2 separate regions of the Homo sapiens genome follow, and region 2 is linked to region 1. Evidence: read pairs that join two places in POLR2A ChIA-PET (ENCODE). Cell type or tissue: PC-3. All regions are shown on one strand. Links, peaks and the distances in the headings refer to the core of each region. The heading gives the core; the rest is flanking DNA. Region 1 overlaps GRM5 (glutamate metabotropic receptor 5). Region 2 has its middle 60 kb from the start of ME3.

Region 1 (11,608 bases), core at 2,549-7,548:
TGACTGGATTATAATACAGATGAGTACTTCAGACAGTGGCTTTATATCTTCTGAAAGAGAAACTGATAAGGGAGTGGGGGGGATAAAAAAAGAAAACAGGGAAATGGACAGTCATTTATTCAGTTTATCAAGAGGCTTAAATAGGAAGATTCCTAACTGAAATCAAGTTGTAATGATGATAATTTCCCAAATGTCTTTCTCAATACTGACATTTCATTGATTCCTACAAATTCTTTACCAGTCTTTCAAATACAATCTTAGTGTTTATAATTTCTGGTAGCTAAGCTAATGGACTCTAGAGACAAACTGCTTAGATTTGAATTTAAAGTCCAATCCTTTCCAGCTGTTTGTCCTTGGGCAATTTATTTAACCTCACATGTCTCAACTTCCTTACTTATAAAATGGGGATACTAATGTTACCTGTCTCATGGGGTTGTTTTAATGGTTCAGTGAATATCTATGTGGTATTGACAGTAGTACCTGCTACTGTCAGTCTCAATTTCACATGTCTCAATTTCCTTATTTATAAAATGGGAATAGTAATGTTACCTGTCTCATGGGGTTGTTTTAGTGGTTCAGTGAATGTCTATGTGGTACTGACAGTAGTACCTGCTACATCATAAATGCTCATTGAAGTTAGTTATCATTAGCCCCTATCATCCCCTTTCCACATCCTACACTCCACTTTCCCTTCTGTGGGTTCTGCCTATTTAGACTTCAGCTGGAGTGTCCAAGAACTTGACTTTAAATCCTGTGATAGTTGCAAAAACAGTCTGACTTCATTCTTGGTCTCTTTTCTCATCTACCTCCCACCAGCAGACCTCAACCTCTTCATACTTGCATTGAGCACTTACTTAGGTATAAAATGTTGCAGACTCTGACATATTAATTTTCCCTGATAGTAAAAGGCTACGTGCCCCTTCACAATTCTTTTTTCCCCCTCCAGAAATGGGATGAGTAAGCATGTGACAAGGCAGATTCGATTCTTATTCACAAGGTCAAGCTTTAGAGAAATTGATACATTTTAGTAGATTTTAGAGCTAAAATTCTTAACCTCAACAGTTGAATTCAAACCTTAGTTTAGCCGCTCACTGCCTTGGGCAAGCTTCTTTCCCTCTCCACACTTCAGTGTCCTCATCAGTATAGGGGTCTAATAAACTTTTCTTACAGGGTTATTGTAAGAAGTGAATTAGATTAAACAGAGAGTACACATGGGCACATGGTACATCACCAATCAATGGAAGATCATGGTAGTTTGACTCTGAAGAATTAACACTGGAAGCAGAACTCATTGAATTGTAAAGGTATTTTCACTGTCAAAAGTGACTGGTAGGAAGATATTTAGGCAAGCCTTCTTCTATGGTGTGTGAGGTGTATGTTTTTAAAATCTAGCATCAACATTCTAGGAAACAGCTACAGCTCATTTTTTCCAACTTTTAAATGTCACATCTTTTTTTTTTTTTGAGTCAGGATCTTTGTTGCCCAGGCTGGAGTGCAGTGGCATGACCATAGCTCACTGTTGCCTCAAACTCCTGGGCTCAAGTGATTCTCCCACCTCAGCCTCCTGAGTAACTGGTATGATAGCTGTCTGTCACCACATCTAGCTATTTTGTTTAATTTTTTTGTAGCGATGGGGTCTTGCTATGTCATCCAGGCTGGTCTTGAACTCCTGGCCTCAAGTGATTCTTTCCCACTGGCCTCCCAACATTCTAGGATTATAAGCATAAGCCATCGTGGCTGGACTGTTATATCATTTTTATGGTTATGGAAATGTGATATCAATGATAATCAGCAAACCAAGAGATGAAATTTAGAAATTTGTATTAGGAATCTTCTTCAGCTGGTCCATCTGGGAATCAGCACCTCTACTCTTACCACTGCTTCTGCAAAAGTTTGTCTCTGCTGCTTACATTGAGCTCTCTGTGCAAACCCACAGTGGTAGTCTTTGATTATTGCTACACAAGCTGAGTGCATCTTGGGCAGAAAGGCTTTCTCACTGGAGTTGCCCAAAGAACTTCGCCTGCCACCTACTGGCCAGGAAAGGGACCTGGTCGACTGACTGCTGGGGACCAGGTTAGGGGTTGAGGGGAGAAGAAAAGGAGGAGGAAAAACAGTCCATAGACTGTTGACACACAAGGTCTGATTCTTCTCTAGCATTACTGAGGATGGTCAGAAATGCCCCAGAGTTTAAAAGCTGTCTGCTCCTCTCAGCCCATAACTCGTAGTCTGTCTGGCACTATTCTCCCTGGAGATACAGTCACAGAGCAGTGTCTGTACAGTGAATGCAATTAAACAAAAGCCTCTAAAAATTTCCAAGGGGAAATTAGATAACATGTGCTTTGATGTAGGGATTTGGAGTTTGAAGGTGAAAAAGACAGCCAAGACATCAGAAGTCTGCAACTGCTTAGCTCCAGTTCATCACATTAGCATTCTGCTAACATGTCTTTTTTTGTTGTTTTTTAAAGTTTTTCACTAAAGTCAATTTGCTCAGTTTTTCTCAAGTACCATCGGACATTTTAAACATTCTTTAGATTAAGACAAGTCCTGAAGTTGGACTTCTGTTGTGAGTGAATGATGAAATCAATTTTTCTTGTGTTTTTATTAGTTAATCAATCAAAGGGAAAAGTGCTTGCTAGTCCATTTGGGCTAGAACATTTGGTTCTCATTTTGCTATGCTGGCAGGCCGTAGCTCTGTGCATGGATGAGAAAAGTCTACTTTTGTCCTGGTCCATTCTCCAGCAATAAGCCGTACACTCAGCTGTATCCAGTGGCTAGATAGTTCCTGAGAGATGTGTCCACAGTTCACTCAGAGTTCCTGTTCCCCCTCATTTTCCTCTGATGTTCCTTCTGTGCCTTTTCTGCATTGTCATAATGTGTCTGCCTGAGTCAGAGCACAATGTCTGGTGTGCCTGACTCTCACTAATGGGCCAAGTGTGGTCCTGCTCTCTTTAGCTTCTAATCAAGACTCCAGTGGGATCCAGAGTAAAAGTGAACAGGCCACAGCATAGGGGAAAATTAAGATGGATGGTATAGCACAGCAGGAGCTTGTTTATCCCTGAGGAATATAAGTAGGGGGAATTGGTAGAACTTGCTCTCATTTTCACACCTTGTATTACCACGACAGTGATTTACTGAGTATCTACTCAGAGCCAACCTAGGGATGAATATATTCTTGTCCTCAATGATCTCTGGTAGAACATGCATGTTGGGGGGAAAAATACAGTGACTTTCTGTGTGATACGTATGACCAAAGTAAAACCTTGTAAGATGTCATAAAACCTCACAGGAGTTTTGGGTAGGGAAGACCAAAATCTCCTCTCCTTTTGCCTAATCCAAGATAGTCTACCTTTTAAGGAGTGTTGTGGTTAGGAAAGGATCATTCATCTGGGATCCAGATCTTATGAAGGGTGTATTAGTTTTCTATTGCTGCTTTAAAAGTTGACCACAAATTTAGTGGCTTTAAAGCAAAAGAAATTTAATATCTTACAGTTCTGGAGATCAGAAGGCTGAAATGGCTTCCACTGAGTTAAAATCATGGTGTCAGTAGGGCTACATTCCTTTCTGGAGGCTGTAGGGGACAATCCATTTCCTTGTATTTTTCGGCTTCTAGAGGCTGCTTGCATTCCTTGGCTTCTATACCCTTCCTCCACATTCAAAGCCAGCAGAATAGCACTTTCAAATGTCTCTCCGACTCTGGCACCCCGCTTCCCTCTTGTAATATCTTTGTGATCACATTGGGCCCACTGGATAATCCAGGATCATCTTTCCTTAACATAATTGCACCTGCAAGTCCCTTTTGCCATGTAAGATAACATAGTCACAGGTTCCAGGGAATAGCATGTGACCATGTTTGGGGGCCATCATCTGGCTACTAAAGAGGACTTCCAGGTTGATATTATTCTATCCTATTACTTCCCTTGTTTTATTCATGCTATTGAAGATGTAATAAGATTTTTTTGTTTAATTTAGCTTTTGTTTTTACAGCAATTCTACATGATGATGCTGAGATACTAGCCAACTTATATCCCAAGTTCTTTTCTAATTCCCTGTTAATTAACTATGTTCCTGCATCTGGCACTGATGCAGTTGTTTGTTTGGACCTGAATGTAGGGGAAGGGCAAATAATCTTTTGGATTGGACATTGGCTCCTAGTGAGGTGAAAAAGTGTTCCCCTCAACCAGAAGTGGAGAAGGTGGATGAAGACTTTTCACATAATCTCTGAGACTGCTATGGAATTTACCAGATGGGCAGAGTGGAGAGTATGCTTAATAACCAATAGCAAGCCTCTTATAATGGCAGTGTTATTATCTTACCCTCAGGTGGGCCAGCAATGTCCTAGAGTTTAATGAATCTGCAAAACAAAAGTTTGAATATGGAGCAAACAGGAAGGAGGGAACAATTACCCACTTGACATATCCTCTTGAAAGCTTACCAGTCATGGTACTGTGGAAAGAACATGCTGTTTGGACTCAGACAACCTTGGATGTCAGGACCATTTGTGTCCCTTACCAGCTATGTAATCTTAGATCACTTAACCTCCCTCAGCTTCAAGTTTCTCACTTTTAAAACAGAGTTAATAATATCTGACTCATATCACTGGTGTGAGCTTAGAATATGTAAGTCCATTGTTCTCAAAGTGAATCTATGTTGTGATTCCTAACCCAGGAATGTCATCATTACTTGGAAGTTCCTTAGCAAAGCAATCTCTCTGGCCCTACTCCAGACAAACTGAATCAGAAACTCTGGGTTGGGAAGTCTTACCCCATAAAATAGTAGTACGCAAAACACATGGAAAAGAGTCTCACGCGACTGGACTGGGACTTACTTAACAAATGCTGATTGTAATTATTCTTTTCACTGGGAGCCTCATTATATTCACCATGCTTTTTGCTTTTCAGTTACTGTTTGTTTTGGAAGAACATGGCCAATGACAGATTTATGTTTGTTTACCAAGTTGTGGTCTCTCTTTTTTCTCAAACTAAAAAGTCACATAAATAAATGAAAGAAACAGCATTATTAGTTTGTATTTCTGGCTGTGCCGTTTTAACTCAGCAGAGGGGGAGTCACGCACTCTGGCAACTTCTTTATCCAGAATGTGCTGTCGTGATGCCACAGAGCAAGGCTAGGCACAAAGCTTATGCACCTGAGAGATGCTGTGACTATTTTCTTCAGTTGCTTTTTTAAATTTTTTGACTAAATATACATGAAAAACATAAGCGCACACATACCTCACCAAATACAGCTTCATATTATATGATGCATAAAATTTATTGCAGTGATTTATCATTTAGTTTCTATGTAATTAAGTAAAGATGGATCCACATGTTCTGGGCCAAGTTAAAACTCATATTTTTTATGAAGAATCATAAATGCACTGCCAAACCACAACAGGAATGAGGGAAATGGCTAAAACTCACAAACCGCCTTTAAACCCTGAGGAAAGTTTGACTTCTAGAAAAGCAGTTAAGCAGAAACTTATTAACTTGCCACCGAAGGATGTAATGAAAATTTGGAGGGCCATGGATCCCCAGGATAGAGCAATGATTTCCTAGTAGTTCAGGCAGGATTCCTGAAGTCAAATATTTCCATGTCAGTAGCATTCTAAAGAGTAAAGTCATGTAACCTACTCAGATTGTCACCAGGACTGTCTATTAGGTGGGGTCATGAGATGACCCCAGGATTAGTGAAAAGAAAACTCACATTTCATGGATATGAACTGTGGGACACATTCTTTTCTTTTCTTTTTTTTTTTTTTTTTAGATGGAGTCTTGCTCTGTCACCTAGGCTGGAGTGCAATGGCGCAATCTTGGCTCACTGCAATCTCCACCTTCTGGGTTTAAGCAATTCTCCTGCCTCAGTCTCCCAAGTAGCTGGGATTACAGGTGCCCACCATCATGCCCCGCTAATTTTTATATTTTTGGTAGAGACAGGGTTTCACCATGTTGGTCAGGCTGGTCTTAAACTCCTGACCTCATGATCCGCCTGCCTTAGCCTCCCAAAGTTCTGGGATTACAGGCATGAGCCACCATGCATGGCCCTGTGGGATACATCCTGTATTATGTTCACAGTGGACCTTTGAGCACAATACAGAGTGAAATGAATATTTTTGTCCTTATTTTCTAGAGGCTCTGAGAATTTAAGTGCTTAGTCTAGGGTCCTGGCTTATAAATGTCAAAGTCAGGATTAGAATGCATGTCTTCGCTGACAAGGCTCACTTCCCTATACCACACTACTTCTGTCAAATTATGACATGAGAGACACCGACGGCTACCTTGTTCCATCAGGGTCACTTGGACTGATTTGCCTATATACCAAAAAAAGAAAAAAAATGTTGCATTTAGGGTTATTTCTCTGGGACTAAAAATCTGTGTCAAAATATGTGGCAGAAATACATTCATCATGACCTTATTTATCAACAGTAACAAGAACAAAATGAGATACATGCTTGAGAAAATAAATCCACCAGTAAAGCAATGTTGGAATGAAAAAGAGCTTTGAAGATACATAGACCTGCGTTTGAATCCTAAATTTTGGTTCTACCACCTATTAGTTCACTAACTAAAGGCTATTAGGCCTCTATGTGCTTCCGTTACTAATTTTTCTTTATATGTGGATAGGCGATGATAGTTTCTATTTTAAAATACTATGTGAAGATCCAATGAGATAACAGATAAAAGTACTTAGCACAGTATCTGTCATAAAGTAGTTGCTCATTAAGTGTTTACTGCATAAAGGATGAAGCAAGCCATTATTAATCCTTATCATCATAGCACAGATTAATTTATCTCTTCTCTAGCAGAGAGGAGGGGAAGTTTTGATTGCATATGGTGTGTGGAGGCATCAGGCTGATGCTGGGGAGGTAGCCATGAGTATTATGGAATTGGATGTCTAAAGTGGGTGTTAAGAAGGGAAAAGAGGCAACTGAAAGGAAATTGGGAAAGCTGGAAGGTGGTTGGCTGATGGCTCCTTGAGGCTAAGCTTATAAGGAAACAATAGAGGATCCTCCTCTGCCCCTTCCCTGTCAGCTTCATCTCCTGTTACCTGCTGACACACATTTTACATGCTTGTGATTCCCTGCACACACCATGTTGTTTCATACTTCTGGGCTGTTGCTCCTGTTGTTTCCCAGTATGGTGTATTCCACGGTTTTCACGTGGCTTAATCATCCTTTTTTTTTTTTTTTTAATACTTTAAGTTCTGGGGTACATGTGCAGAACATGTAGGTTTGTTACATAGGTATACACGTGCCATGGTGGTTTGCTTCACCCCTCAACCCATCACCTACATTAGGTATTTCTCCTAATGCTATCCCTTTGAGATTCAACTCAAGTGTCACCTTTCCTGAAACCTTCAAATTGGACTTAGTTTATTCTTCAGTGACTTCTGATTTCTCTGTGCATTTTTCTCTCTCATCACTTCATACTCTAAAACATTGCTTTGTGTATGAATTGATCTCCCCCACTACTCTGTGAGCTTTTCCAAAGGGCAGGCTTTGTGTCTTGTTTATCTTTATTCTCCCAGAACTCAGCAATGTACCCAGTATATAATGATTATTCTAAAAACTCTGGTTGAATTACACTGGACTGAACCAAGGTGGGAAGCATAAGGATCCTTTGCCTATTTCATTTCACTTCAGATTAGGCACTCTCTCCAAAGAAAAGTAACTATATCAGGGTTTGTGACTCAGCTCTTGGCGATTTATGGCCAGGTGAGTTTGTAAATACAGCCCCACATTCGAAACAACAATCCCAGCTTGTTGTTCTCACTGCTTTTGGGAGCTGTCATTCCAGTCAGTGTTTCTGCAGTTCCTCATTAATTGTTATTATCCAAAGTAAGCACCTGTTGAATGCCATTGTGCTAAGGGATAGGTGGGATTTGGAAAAGGGTTGCAATTTCTGCTGTTGAGATTTCACAGGCTGCACTCCTGTAATTTTGTTCTAAGGGGAGAGAGTGGGAAAGGGTTAGATGACTTGAAACATTGACCTGCTGGCAGGTGGATCATGAGGTCAAGAGATCGAGACCATCCTGGACAACATGGTGAAACCCCATCTCTTCTAAAAATCCAAAAATTAGCTGGGTGTGGTGGTGCGCGCTTATAGTCCCACAACTTGGGAGGCTGAGGCAGGAGAATCGCTTGAAACTGAGAGGTGGAGGTTGCAGTGAGCCCAGATCATACCTCTGCACTACAGCCTGGCAACAGAGTGAGACTCCATCTCAAAAAAAAAAAAAAAAAAAAAAAAAATACAACAAACAACACAAACACAAAACAGCATAATTCTCAAAGTATATTTATAAAGTTCTATTTTTTTAAGTTTGTGGGACTTCTTGGAGGGAAAAATTAGTAAATAGAAGCAGAGTAAAAATGTGGTTTATAAAGAGCTCATAATAAAAGTTTATAATAAAAACTTTGTAACTAAAAATATTATACCAAAAAGTAGTGTAAGTCTTCTCAATTCCTGTAAAAATATTATACATAATAAAAATAAGTCAGTCAGATTTTATTCTCATAAAGAAAATCTATACAAATATTTGAAAATCACCACCAAATTTCAGGCAGTTCTTAAGGTTTAAATTTTATCTCAGAAGCTTTTGTGTACTCTATTCACAATCAAATTTGGTTCATTCAGGATATGATGGAATCAGAAGTGTGCAGTGCAATAAAGATGCAGGGAGCAGTTTTCAAGGAAATTCCTTGGCGGGGAGTTCTACTCCTCACTCATTAATCTCAGTTTTTCCTCAGTTAGGGCTGCCATGTTTGTCATAAGGGCTGGAATAAGGAACACAGCTTAAAGGTTACCTGAGTGGGCTATGAAGCTAGCTTCCTTTTATTCTAATCCTTCCTCTTCTACTTACTATCTGAATGGGGAAGTCAATTAGCTTCTGTTTGCCTCAGTTTCCTCATGTGTACAATAAATGAGCTAATAATGCCTACCCCATAGATTGTTGTGGATATAAAAAGATTCATTACATTTAAGGGGTTTAGAGCAGTGCCTGGCCCATAGCAAGTGCTCAATAACTATTACTCCCTAGCTTCAGCCTTTTCTTGTTCACTGGCAAATGCCAGTGCAGCTCAGACATTAGTTATTTATCCATGTATTCATTTAACAAACATTTTTGAGTATTGAGTATGTGATTGGCACTGTGCACGGTGCAAATGATACAGAAAATGAGTAAGCTCCTCTCTTTAATAAGTTCATGGTATAGTGTGTGTCTGTGGCGAGTCTAGAGATGATGGTGCAAAAGAGTCTTTCAATTAAACAGACAATTCTAACGTGGGATGATAAATGCTCTGTAGTGAGAAGCACATGGCTCATTTGGATCATAAGGAGGGGAACTTAATGCAGTCTCAGAGGGCCAGGAGAGGCTTTCCAGCAGAATTGGTATCTAAGATGAGTATGAGTTGGCCAAGTGAGAGTTGAGGGTGAGATGGGGTAGGTGTATTTCATACCAAAGTAGCTGCCTCTCTAGAGGCCATAGAGCAAGGAAATTGTATAAGGATCAGTGTGGAAAGTCAGGCAGGGGGTGGCCAGAAGCAAGGCTAGCTAAGGGTGAAGGAGTCAGATTAGCAAGGGCCTTTCCTATTATGCAAAAGAACTTTATGGCTCTATCCTGTCCTACTGGGCGGAGAAGCCCTGAAGGCTTCTAAACAGGGTTTAAAACACTTAGATAGTTTTTCTTGTTTGAATGAGTATCTTTTAAACATTATTTCTAATTTCGGGCAGAATTTACTACTTCTACCTTTGGGTCCTTCTGTTTCTCTATAGGCTCCTATCATGGCACTGTATTGCTTTATTGAACTTAACTGTTTCTAATCCTGCCTTTCCTGGGAGACTGAGGGCTTCCCAAAGATTGTTTTTTATCTATCTCTGTATCCCTAGGATCTGGAACAGTTACTGATGCTGCTGAGTAGGCATTCAATGGAAGCTTGATTTTAAAAAGAAAAGTTGATTTTAGAAAGAAAGCATTTTTTTTCTTATATTTTTAGGACAAAGCATTATCAGATAAAATCTGGCCCATCAAGTCAGCAAAGTGAGTAATCTTGTTCACTCTGAAGGCAGTGTGAGCTCCATGAGGTGCTGCCCAACAGATCTCTAATCCACCTGTCCTTCTGTGTGCTCTTTATTAATCACTGCATGGCAAGCACTGTGCTAGGCACCAAGGGAGATATAAATACGCTGAAGACAGCATTAGATAGTTGTGAAAATGTTACATATGTACACAAAACAAACTCAATATCCCGAGGGCCTAGCACAGTGGTGGTATTGCTCAGTCCTCAGTCAATGTCTGTGAATAAATAACAAGTGAAGAAAGGGAGAGTGATATGTGTGAAATATATGGAATACATAATAAATGCTCCAAGAGTCCAGATGTGGGAAAATCTGTGAGATGGGTAAATCTGATAGGGTCTCATTGAGGTGTCCTAGCCTTGGAAGATGAGTAGGATCTGGAGAGATAGAAGGAAAAGGTGGAGGACTCTAAAGAACGAGAAATAGCATGAACATCACTTCATGCAGACTAATAATGCCTGAAGGAAATATAAGCCATTGGAAATTATGAAAGCTCTGACAACAATTGGAGTATATTGGAATTCACACAAATGAACCAGTTTTCTAGGCATATTGTAATTCGGCCAATGAATGTGGGGAGACCAGCAGTTGCTTTAGCAGACAGCCAAAGTGGGCCCTCGTGACAATGCTAATTAAAGCAAAGTTAATTAGTTAATTAAAACAGAAGTGGCAAATGGCAGTTTCTAAATTTCAGTTAAGGTGGAGGCAACACTAATGATTCTGCCCCCTGACTAGAATCCCAGGGGAGGGTTTTGACTTCTGAGAAAATTTATAACTTCCAGCTGTAGGTCTCTGTCATCAATTTAGCCATGAAAGGCCCATTGCATTTTAGAACCCCAGTTCCATGTGCCTGGAAATTCTGAATCTTGCAGAGCTAGAACTTTAGATTCATCAGATTCAATGCTTTATTTAGGTCAGAACTGGCCTTGTGTTCATTTGTCAATTTGCAGCTGAAGTGAATGCCTTAAACGGAAGCCTGGCATTATCTGCTTGACAATGATTTGATGCTGCACCATGTTGTGCTGGAAATTAGTGTCTAGAACCAAAATGTTAATCACAGGGACCTCTATACATTGATGGCATAAATAGCATGTTTCCATATAAAAAAATCTGTAGTGACTCATTTCCATTTAAATAAAAATCTCCCTTTGCTATTTCAGTGAATTGAATGGCTGATTCCGGGCCCTTTTCTATTTGTGCTCTAGGTTGAGCCAATTTAACTTCACAGAAAATTGTTGGATCTGTTAGAATTACCTCTGTTGTCTCCTTAGGTGCTCAGAGAGCTCAAAGTGATTCTTTCTCCATGATGAGAGGTGGAAATTTGCTTCGTCTAGCCCCCTTCTCACTAAAGATATGAACTACTCTTCAGGCCCCATAAACATGTCTTCTCTTGGGTCTATGATGATGTTTTCCAAAGTAAGTTCTTTGGAGCATCAGTTCTTCAGAATGTTAAGAGGTTTACTTGGAAAAAAATGGTCTTGTATACATGTTTGCAAAATGATAGAAAGAGTTAACAAATAGATGATAGGTTTCTACAGTGC
Region 2 (11,608 bases), core at 3,532-8,531, 1.8 Mb before region 1:
GGAAGAAGTGGTTGACAGCCACATGTATAAGCAAAGGCCTCTGCTTAGGAAGCAGGACTCGGCTCATTTCTGTCTGTAACTTGATGTATGACTTTGGGCAATGTGCTCTCCTTCCCTATTCATCTGTTTCCTTATCTTGAAAATCACAAAATTGCCCTGCATGACTTCTCTTTCAGCTCTAATATTCTTTGATGCAACACTGGACAAGATGCTATGTGTGGAGCTCTGCACTGGAAGCTGCAGATACAGCCATGAGTGGAGGATCGGGGTCTGGGTCTGTAAGCACTAAGAGCCTGAGCAGTGGGCCAGTGCTCCAATGAAGCCAGAGGCCTCCTGGGTCCTGACACAGCTGGGGATGGGCGAGTACTTTAGTGGGGCATGAGATGAAGGGCAGGAAACAAGGCTAAAAAAAGGAGAAAGGGGGCTTCTGTACCTCATGAGGAATTTAGACTCCATCCTGTATTCCTGTTAGCCCAACTTTGTTCCTTTGTCCCACCATCACTGTTTTGGCCAATTCTGTGCTATGGTGGTTAATAGCAGGGCCACCAGAGCTGCAAGTTCAGGTTTGTATCTATGCTTTGCTGCTTACTGGCAGCGTGACCTTGGGAAAATTACCTAACCTCTCTGTGCTCCAATTCTTCATTGCAGAATGGAGATGATACCTCATAGAAATGTTATGAAGGCTCAGTGTGTTACTACATGTCAAGTGCTTACAAACAGTGCCTGACACCTAAAAAGAATTCAAAAACCATTGGCTGGTATCTTTATACCTGTGTACCATTGGAAGTGATGTTTTAATATATGGTTTAGAAACGCATAGCACTGTACATGGAAATTCAGGATGTGAAGATCCATACTAACAATTTATATCATCTGCACAATGTATACCCCTGGAATGTAGAGGCAGAGATTTGGTTACTGAGGTTTTAAAAAATCACTGGGCATGGCTGAAAAATGCTCCTGTAATCCATGTCAACTTTGTAAGATGAATTACCATAGGCATAACTACTTGAGCTTCCCCCTGAGAAAAAAATATGTGAAATCACTAGTGTAATTTTAATAATTATACATTAAAATAAATATATTACTATTAAAATTAAAATTGTTCAACCCTCTGCTTCCTAAAACTTGTTTATGCATAAAACCCTTATTGTATACAATGAAGAGACAGAAATGTTTTAAGCAGGGAGTGACATGCACAGATTTGTATTTAAAAATTTTTAGTAATATTGCCTCCTTTTTTGTTCCTTTCCTTACCCTCAATGTGAGTGCTTGATAAGCAGAGGGGAAGATAAATCAGGCTTTGCAAAAGCTGGGATTAACTTGCCTTTTTCACACATAGCATTGTTTTCCTGTTCAGTTGTAACATGTCATATTGGTTTTGAATACAATGTTTTAAATAGAGTAAACAAAACACTTGGATTTCTCAAAGAGCTGAGGCCACAACAGAACATTTGCACAGCCTGTTATTTCTAGCTGGAATGCTCTTTACCTGCCTTCCACTTAGCTCCTACTTACTTAACTTCAGAATTCTGTAAAGCAATATTTCATAGGGAAGCCTTACTCTGTCTAGCTTACCAGTCAGATTGCCTCATTATTTATTCATCTGATGCAAGTCTATGTCCTACAGTTTATCACAGTTGTAACTATACATTTATTGGTGTGACCACTTGATTAATACCTGTCTAGCCCACTAGATGGTAAGAACCATGAGTAAAAGGATCATGCCTGATTTTGCTTACCACTTATCACCAGTACTTTGCACAATGCCTGGCACATAATAGGATCAATAAATATTTTTGGAATACATAAATGAATGAATGAATTAAACATCATTTTTAAGGCACTCCATTTTACCTTCATTATAAACATGTAGAATAGAAAGAGCACAAAATTTGAAATTGTCACCTGGATTTATGTCTATAACCCACCTCTTATGAACACTGGTCTGGCCACATGCTAACATTTTTGAGCTTCTGGATCCAGTAGTATCACTTATCAATAGGATTTTGGTGAAAATAAAGTAGTATAATACAAGGGAAAGGGTAATGTGTATATTCTATTAGTGTATACATATGTTAAACTAATTATTGCTCTGAGTTGGTCACATACAGAAGTTCATAGAATACTTTCTACCCTCAAAGAATATGCTTTCCTTGAACTTTCAAAATACACTCACACATGTACACACAATGATCACAATGGTTACAGAATAGTATGAAACAGTGTGGCATAAAATGTGGTGCTACAATTTTCAAGGGGACTTTTTAAAATTTTAATTTAATTTAATTTATTATTATTATACTTTAAGTTCTGTGGTACATGTGCAGAACATGCAGTTTTGTCACATAGGTATACACGTGCCATGGTGGTTTGCTGCACCCATCAACCCGTCACCTACATGAGGTATTTCTCCTAATGCTATCCCTCACCTAGCCCCCCACCCCCCAACAGGCCCTGGTGTGTGATATTCCCCTCTGTGTGTCCATGAGTTCTCATTGTTCAACTCCCACTTATGAGTGAGAACATGCAGTGTTTGGTTTTCTGTTCCTGTGTTAATTTGCTGAGAATGATGGTCTCCAGCTTCATCCATGTCCCTGCATAGGACATGAACTCATCCTTTTTTATGGCTGCATAGTATTCCATAGTGTATATGTGCCACATTTTCTTTATCCAGTCTATCACTGATGGACATTTGAATTGGTTCCAAGTCTTTGCTAATGTGAATAGTTCTGCTATAAACATATGTGTGCATGTGTCTTTATAGTAGAATGATTTATAACCCTTCGGGTATATACCCAGTAATGGGATTGCTGGGTCAAATGGTATTTCTAGTTCTAGATTCTTGAGGAATTGCCACAGTGTTTTCTACAATGGTGGCACTAATTTACACTCCCACCAACAGTGTAAAGGTATTCCTATTTCTCCACATTCTCTCCAGTGTCTGTTGTTTCCTGACTTTTTAATGATCGCCGTTCTAACTGGCGTGAGATGGTATTTCACTGTGGCTTTGATTTGCACTTCTCTAATAACCAGTGATGATGAGCATTTTTTCATATGTTTGTTGGCTGCATAAATGTCTTCTTTTGAGAAGTGTCTCTTCATATCCTTTGCCCACTTCTTGATAGGGTTTTTTGGTTTTTTCTTGTAAATTTGTTTAAGTTCTTTGTAGATTCTGGATATTAGCCCTTTCTCAGGTGGGTATATTGCAAAAATTTTCTCCCATTCTGTAGGTTGCCTGTTTACTCTGATGCAATTTCTTTTTCTGTGCAGATGTTCTTTAGTTTAATTAGATCCCATTTGTCAATTTTGGCTTTTGTTGCCATTGCTTTTGGTGTTTTAGACATGAAGTCTTTGCCCATGCCTATGTCCTGAATGGTACTGCCTAGGTTTTCTTCTAGAATTTTTATGGTTTTAGGTCTTATGCTTAAGTCTTTAATCCATCTTGAGTTAATTTTTTATATAAGGTGTAAGGAAGGGGTCCAGTTTCAGTTTTCTGCATATGGCTAGCCAGTTTTCCCAACACCACTTATTAAATAGGGAATCATTTCTTCAGGGGGATATGTTAATATTTTAGAAGCAAGGTAGCAAAGAGAAAATATAAGAGTTTAAATTTTAATCCCTTGTTTCCCATTTAGAAAACTGATATTATAATTTCAGTTCTGCCACTGACTGGCTATATGACCTTAAATAAGTCATTTAGATTATCTCAGTTTCCACATTGAAAATAGGGATAATTCTACCCCTTTGTAAGGTTGCTGCAAGAATTCACAAGGGCTATAAATTCCTATATTTAAAAAAAAGAATAAAGACCTCAAAAAGGAAAAGCTTCAAGTCAAGAACAAACTAAACCCAAGCAGGTAGAAAAAAGGAAATAATAAAGACCAGAATGCAAATAAACTAAATAGAGAATAGAAAACTAATAGAAAAAAATTTAACAAAACCAAAAATTAGTTATTAAGAATGAAACTTTAAATGAATAAATCCACAAACCTTATTTAACTAGACTGACCAGGAAAAGAAAGAGAGGGGGAGAAGACCCAAATTACTACAATCAACAGTGATAGAGGAGATATTGTTATCAACCTTACAGAAATAGAATTGTAAAGGAATACTATGAACTATTGTAAGTAAACAAATTAGATCACCTAAATGAAATGGACAAATTCTTAGAAAGCCACAAACTACTGAAACTGATTCAAGAAGGAATAAATATTTGAATAGGCCTATAACAAATAAATAAATTGAATTAGTAATCAAACACTTTACTCAAAGAAAAGCCCAAAACTAGATAGATTTATTGGTACAAAAATTTCCTTTAAAAAGAATTAACACTAGGTCATTGTCGTTGAAAATCAATTGGCCCTCTCCCTCTCCCTCTCCCTCTCCCTCCTCTCCCTCTCCCCACGGTCTCCCTCTCCCTCTCTTTCCACGGTCTCCCTCTGATGCCGAGCCGAAGCTGGACTGTACTGCTGCCATCTCGGCTCACTGCAACCTCCCTGCCTGATTCTCCCGCCTCAGCCTGCCGAGTGCCTGCGATTGCAGGCGCGTGCCGCCACGCCTGACTGGTTTTCGTATTTTTTTGGTGGAGACGGGGTTTCGCTGTGTTGGCCGGGCTGGCCTCCAGCTCCTAACCGCGAGTGATCCGCCAGCCTCGGCCTCCGGAGGTGCCAGGATTGCAGACGGTGTCTGGTTCACTCAGTGCTCAATGGTGCCCAGGCTGGAGTACAGTGGCGTGATCTCGGCTCGCTACAACCTCCACCTCCCAGCCGCCTGCCTTGGCCTCCCAAAGTGCCGAGATTGCAGCCTCTGCCCGGCCGCCACCCCGTCTGGGAGGTGAGGAGCGTCTCTGCCTGGCCACCCATCGTCTGGGATGTGAGGAGCCCCTCTGCCTGGCTGCCCAGTCTGGAAAGTGAGGAGCGTCTCTGCCCGCCGCCATCCCATCTAGGAAGTGAGGAGCGCCTCTTCCCGGCCGCCATCCCATCTAGGAAGTGAGGAGCGTCTCTGCCCGGCTGGCCATCATCTGAGATGTGGGGAGTGCCTTTGCCCCGCCGCCCCATCTGGGATGTGAGGAGCGCCTCTGCCCGGTCGCAACCCCGTCTGGGAGGTGAGGAGCGTCTCTGCCCAGCCGCCCCATCTGAGAAGGGAGGAGACCCTCCGCCTGGCAACCGCCCCATCTGAGAAGTGAGGAGACCCTCCGCCCGGCAGCCGCCCCGTCTGAGAAGTGAGGAGCCCCTCCGCCCGGCAGCCACCCCGTCTGGGAAGTGAGGAGCGTCTCCACCCGGCAGCCGCACCGTCAGGGAGGGAGGTGGGGGGGTCAGCCCCCCGCCCGGCCAGCCGCCCTGTCTGGGAGGGAGGTGGGGGGGTCAGCCCCTCGCCTGGCCAGCCGCCCCACCCGGGAGGTGAGGGGCGCCTCTGCCCGGCCGCCCCTACTGGGAAGTGAGGAGCCCCTCTGCCCGGCCGCCACCCCGTCTGGGAGGTGTGCCCAACAGCTCATTGAGAACGGGCCATGATGACAATGGTGGTTTTGTGGAATAGAAAGCGGGGAAAGGTGGGGAAAAGATTGAGAAATCGGATGGTTGCCGTGTCTGTGTGGAAAGAAGTAGACATGGGAGACTTTTCATTTTGTTCTGTACTAAGAAAAATTCTTCTGCCTTGGGATCCTGTTGATCTGTGACCTTACCCCCCAACCCTGTGCTCTCTGAAACATGTGCTGTGTCCACTCAGGGTTAAATGGATTAAGGGCAGTGCAAGATGTGCTTTGTTAAACAGATGCTTGAAGGCAGAGTCATCACCACTCCCTAATCTCAAGTACCCAGGGACACAAACACTGTGGAAGGCCTCAGGGTCCTCTGCCTAGGAAAACCAGAGACCTTTGTTCACTTGTTTATCTGCTGACCTTCCCTCCACTATTGTCCTATGACCCTGCCAAATCCCTCTCTGTGAGAAACACCCAAGAATGATCAATAAAAATAAAAATTAAAAAAAAAAAAAAGAATTAACACTAATCCTTCACAAACTCTTCCAAAAAATAGGAAACATTTCCCAACTCATTTTTAAGGCCAGTATTACCTGATAGCAGAACCAAAGATATCACAAGAAAAGAAAATTATAGACAAATATCTTTTATGAATATAGATGCAAGAATCTTCAACAAAATATTAGCAAACCAAATTTAACAACATAAAAAGATGATTATATACCATGACCTGAATTTATCCCAGGAATGTAAGTTTGGTTTAATATATAAACATTAAACAATGTAATACATTATATCAATAGAGATTAAAATCACAATCATTTCAGTAGATGCAGAAAATATATTCGACAAAATCTAACTATGTTTCATAAAAAAATATTCAACTGGGAATAGAAGGTAAGTTCCTCAACCTAATGAAGGGCACCTATGAAAAACCCACAGCTATCATCATGGTTAATGGTGAAAGACTTGAGACTTTCCCTCTAAAATCAAAAACAGGACAAGAATGTATACAGACTTGCCACTTCAATTCAACATTGTATTGAATTAGGCAAGAAAAAAAATAAAAGGGTTCCATAGTGGAAAGGAAGAAGTAAAACTGTCTCCACTATCAAACGAAATGAACTTGTATATAAAAATCCTAAGGAATATAAACAAGCAAAGAAACAAAGAGCTAAAAACCAAACCAAAATAAAACTATAAGAGCCAATAAATAAGTATAGCAAAGTTTCAGGATAAAAAAAAATCAGTTGTATTTTTATATACTAGCAATGAATAATCTTAAAATTAAGAAAACAATTCCATTTATAGCAGCATCAAAAAGAATGAAATGCCTAGGAATAAATGTAACCAAAATGCATATCTGTATAGATATATATAGGTGTTTTTGAGACAGAGTCTTGCTCTGTCACCCAGGCTGGAGTGCAGTGGTGTGATCTCAGCCCACTGCAACCTGCACCTCCTGGGTTCAAGTGATTCTCCTGCCTCAGCATGACAAGTAGCTAGGACTATAGAGGCCCATCGCCACACCCAGCTAATTTTTCTATTTTTAGTAGAGACAGGGTTTCACCATGTTGGCCAGGCTGGTCTTGAACTCCTGACCTTGGGTGATCCACCTGCCTCGGCCTCCCAAAGTGCTGGGATTACAGGCATGAGCCACTGTGCCCAGCCACAAGAAATACATATTAAAAATTATAAAACATTATGGAGAGAATTTAAAGATCTAAATGAATGGAAAGACATCCTATGTTCATGGACTGGAAGACAATGTTATTAAGATGGCAATACTTCCCAAATTGATCTACAGAGTCAACACAATCCTAACAAAATCCTAGCTGCTTTTTTTTTTTTTTTACAGAATTCAACAAACAAGCTATCCTAAATTCAAATGGAAATGCAAAGATTCAGAAAAGGCAAAACAATCTTGAAAAAGAACAAAATAGAAAGACTCATTCAGTTTCTGATTTCAAAACTTACTACAAAGCTACAGCAATCAAGACAGCATGATACTAGCATAAGACTCTCTCTCTCTATATATATATACACAATATACATATATATTATATATATATACAATATACATATATATTATATATATATACAATATACATATATATTATATATATATACAATATACATATATATTATATATATATACAATATACATATATATTATATATATATACAATATACATATATATTATATATATAGTGTGTGTATATATATATGTGTGTGTATATATATATATAAAATAGAATTCAGACCAAGAAATAAAGCCTAGTCCATTGATTTTCAAAAAGGGTGCCAACATGTTCAATAGAAAAACTTATTTCGACAAATGGTGAAAGGTTATTTTGACAAGTCGTGCTGGGGCAACTGGATATCCACATGCAAAATAAAGTTGGACTCCTACTTTACACCATATACAAAAATTAACTCGAAATGGCTCAAAGACCAAAATGTAAGTGCTAAATATATGAAATTCTTAGAATAAAACATAGGTGCAAATCTTTGTGAACTTGAATTAGGCAAAGATTTCTTAAATGTAACACCAAAAGCACAAGCAACGACAAAAAAAAGGTAAGTTGGATTTTCACAGTTTAAAACTGTGTGTTTCATAGAATGCTATCAAGAAAGCAAGAAGTAACTTTCAAAATGGGAAATAAAATTTGCAAATCATATATCTGATAAGGGACTAATAAAGAACTATTACAATTCAACAATAAAAAGACAAGTAACCCAAATAAAAATGGGCAAAAAATTTGTATTGATATTTCTCCAAAGATATACACACATCGTTTCCACTCACATTCCATTGTGAGAACTTATCTGTACAACCACACCTAATGCTAGAGGCCTAGGAGACATAGCCCTTGCCTCAGCAACCACAACTCTATACAGTGGAAGAAAGAGCACAGATTTTTCATGGAGATTTAGCCAGATGTACCTCAGTAGCAATTGTTAACCATGTCACACTGCCATCATCCAAAGCAGAACATGTGGAATGCCTTAATAATCTACTGAGTCTCAAGGTCCCTCCAGTTTGGTCAAGCTCACCTTTGGCCTTTTGGTGTCCACACTGTTATTTTACCCTTGAAGACTGAGAAACTCTTCTCATCTGAGGCACTTGGTATGGTGGTGACACTTGGATTTCCTTTTATCCCATATGGGATATGTAAACTCAGAGCAAGAAAAATATGTGCTTTTTATCATTCATACATAAGGCATTTCCTTTCTTGGCATCTCTGAGGCTGATGAATGAGTTTTTTTTCTCCCTAAATACACTTCATGCTTCATGAGCTATAATGAAAAGAAATGATATGCTCTGAATTCATCTGATTTAGGCACACGCATATTGAATGTCTTGCCATTAAGTATACTTTTTGATGTGTGGTATCCTTATGATCACATTATTTCCCTTTTATGCTAGAAAAAAACACCTGGGGGAGGGCAGGGGAGCAATGCAAAAACTCCCAGCCCAATTTATTTACACTGGGATTAGTTAGCTATGCAATGATGCCAGTAACAAAAGAGTGACCCAAATCCCCAAGCAGGCAAGTGCGCAGAAAGTTATTTTATTTTCAGGGTGAGGTGACCACAAACATATTTGATTTCTACCCCCCGAGAAGTTACAAATCTGACTCTCTGGATTCAACAAAAAGGTAATTATTATGGTTGTAAAGCTCTTTGCAGCTTTGCAAATAGCTTTCAGATTCCCTATTGCAGTGGAGCAGGATGCATAGCTTCACTCACTCATTTAATGTACAGTTAGTGAGTACCTGCTACGTACAAGGCACTGTCTTAGGTATTAGATTTCTATCTCCCTGTTACTTAGGAGAAAACTGAGGCTCAGAGATGTAAAGTAGTGTGCCCATGATCACAGTCAGTGGAATTAGAACATACTTTCCTTAAACCTGGTTCTGTTAAACCAACCCTAGTTTGTCATAGTAACTTGATTATTTACATGTGCCAGGCAAAGCGGTAAGAACTTTATATACTACATCTCATCTGATCTTCTCATCAACCTTGTGAATAGGTATTGTTTCCCTCATTTTACGTATGAAGAAACCAAGGTTTAGAGAAGTCCGGAGGCTTGCCCAAAGTCACAACACGTGTAAGTGGCAGGGCTGAAATCTCTATCTAGCTCTGTCTGTCTGGAACCCTCCTTTGCCTGTACTTTGTCTCTGCTTCTCTCCCTCCCTGTTGATTGGCTGTGCCCATGAGACCCTGTCCATGTGGCCACAGCTGATTGAATAGGGATTGACACCTGCCACAGGGCAGCTTTCCTAAGGCCAGTGCTCTGTAGCACCCTGAGCCAGGCACACTTCAAGGCACAGCCCATACTGGGGGTGTCAGCTGTTGCCGCAGTCCTTGCTCATTCAGGATGGGTCACTGACCTCTGCCTCGTTCGGTTAGGTTCCAAAGTGACTTTTTGCCGTACTTGTTCCCTGCTCTGATAACCAAGAGTGGTCACTCTTTCATCCTTCCCTCATTCTTTCTTCCAGCTTTAATTTCTGGAAATGAGTCTTTGGTTCAATTCTCCCTGGTCAGGATTGGTAACATCATTTTTAGGGCCCAGTGCAAAATTAAAATGTAGAGTTTCTTGTTCAAAAATTATTACAAATTTGGAGATAGCAGCAACAGGACATTGAGTCAAGCATGAGGCTCTTCTGAGTGTGAAACCCTGTGTGTTTAAACAAGTTACATGCACATGAAGCCAGCCCAGGCCCTGGCATAGTTTTTAATGACACTTTTGGAATGGCCCAGATTTTTACCATAGATTCTCCTTCTGTTTTTGCATCACCCCTCCCTGCTCTAACCTGGAACAGGCCAACTTTCACCATGGCTCTGTTAGCACTTATTCTCCATCTCTTGGCCCTTTTACCCATTGTAACCTAATTCTCTAATTTCCTAAGTTCCCAGTAGTCTGTCTCCCCCAAGACCAGTCCCAACTCCCTGACATTCTCATGGGCATCTCACACACTGAGCTTTCCAGACAGTGACCTTGCACTGTATACAGATGGGAGACTGATCAGGAGAGAGAAAAGACTGTGTATGTTTGGCAAAGTATTTGTTTATAAGGATTTTTGGCATCTGGAGTAATTTTTGCTTTTTATTGAATATAGCTCTGCATTTTATAGATGGCTCTCAACTTGGCCTGAGATTCTTGAAGGAAATTTTGGGATTTTTGCCAAACAATAACACAGAGCTTCATATTTATGTTATAAAAGCCAGCAGTGTCACCATAGACAACTTCCTTCCTTTGTTGGAGCAGTTTTCAAAAACACAGATCACAGCATTATTCAGTACAGTAAACCACACCCTCCACCCCTTTATTGTTATTGACAACAGCAGGGCAGAGTGTGTAAGTCATATCCAAGTGGAAAACATTGGCTCCAATGCATCCTATTGTGAAATCCTCATGCATTGTGTTGCAGCACTGACAACAAAGGAAAAATTAAGAAACATAAAGAGGGAGAAGAAAAAAGATTCCAAATGGAATAAGACAAAAGAGAGAGAGGTTCAAAAAGCAGTAGGCCAAGATATGCTGTGAATGCCCAAGACTCTGGTTCTGTTAAATCAATACTAGTCCATGACAGCAAACATTTATTGAGTATTTGCCGTATACAAGGCATGGGTTGATTCTATACATATTTATTTGGTCTTCTCAACAACCTTGAAACCACCTTTGCAAACTTACAACAGTAAGAGAAATCTAAAATAGTTGTCTCCATCTTGCTTCTGACCTCCAACTTGTCCTTGGTCATTCCTGGGCATAGGCCAAGATAACCTTGGGTAGAATTTAGTTTATGGTTAACTGAAAAGCAAGGATGATAATAGTCCCTCCCTAAAATGAACTCTTTCCTTGCTCGGGGACTGAAAACTCCCTTTGTGGGGTTTTTATTTTATTTTATTTTATTTTCGAAAACTATCTTTGTAAACTAGAATAGGATTCTGGGAAGGGCCCGAATTCTGCTAAAGTGTTGGCATAGTTTCTATAATCCCTTACCGCTCAGGAGTCATGTGGCCAGAGGTTATAAAATTTGTGGCTTCCCTAATTGCTTCTATAGATAGTGTCACTATTGTAGAACCTAAAATTGATTTTTTGAGATATCTTTCAGACTGAC

What was found. Peaks named below come from ENCODE experiments on the same cell type or tissue, not always from the same donor. Only the 100,000 strongest peaks of a DNase experiment are listed, where the experiment ranks them.
Region 2: POLR2A ChIA-PET joins it to region 1 with 7 read pairs; 1 of 35 experiments calls an interaction of 5 or more read pairs at or near these places.

The regions. Positions count from the first base shown.
Region 1 is chr11:88,550,584-88,562,191 of GRCh38, forward strand. The region is part of intron 8 of GRM5 (glutamate metabotropic receptor 5); the gene reads right to left. Among named protein-coding and RNA genes, the nearest start is that of GRM5-AS1, 52 kb to the left of the region's middle. RefSeq lists a silencer at 1,858-2,152. In PC-3, for the core only: no CTCF peak of the experiment used is centred there; DNase peaks (open chromatin) are centred at 4,688 and 5,408; H3K4me3 peaks cover 1,383 bases; H3K27ac peaks cover 4,726 bases.
Region 2 is chr11:86,727,164-86,738,771 of GRCh38, forward strand. No RefSeq gene overlaps it. Among named protein-coding and RNA genes, the nearest start is that of ME3, 60 kb to the left of the region's middle. RefSeq lists an enhancer at 2,849-3,018. In PC-3, for the core only: no CTCF peak of the experiment used is centred there; no DNase peak of the experiment used is centred there; H3K27ac peaks cover 1,243 bases.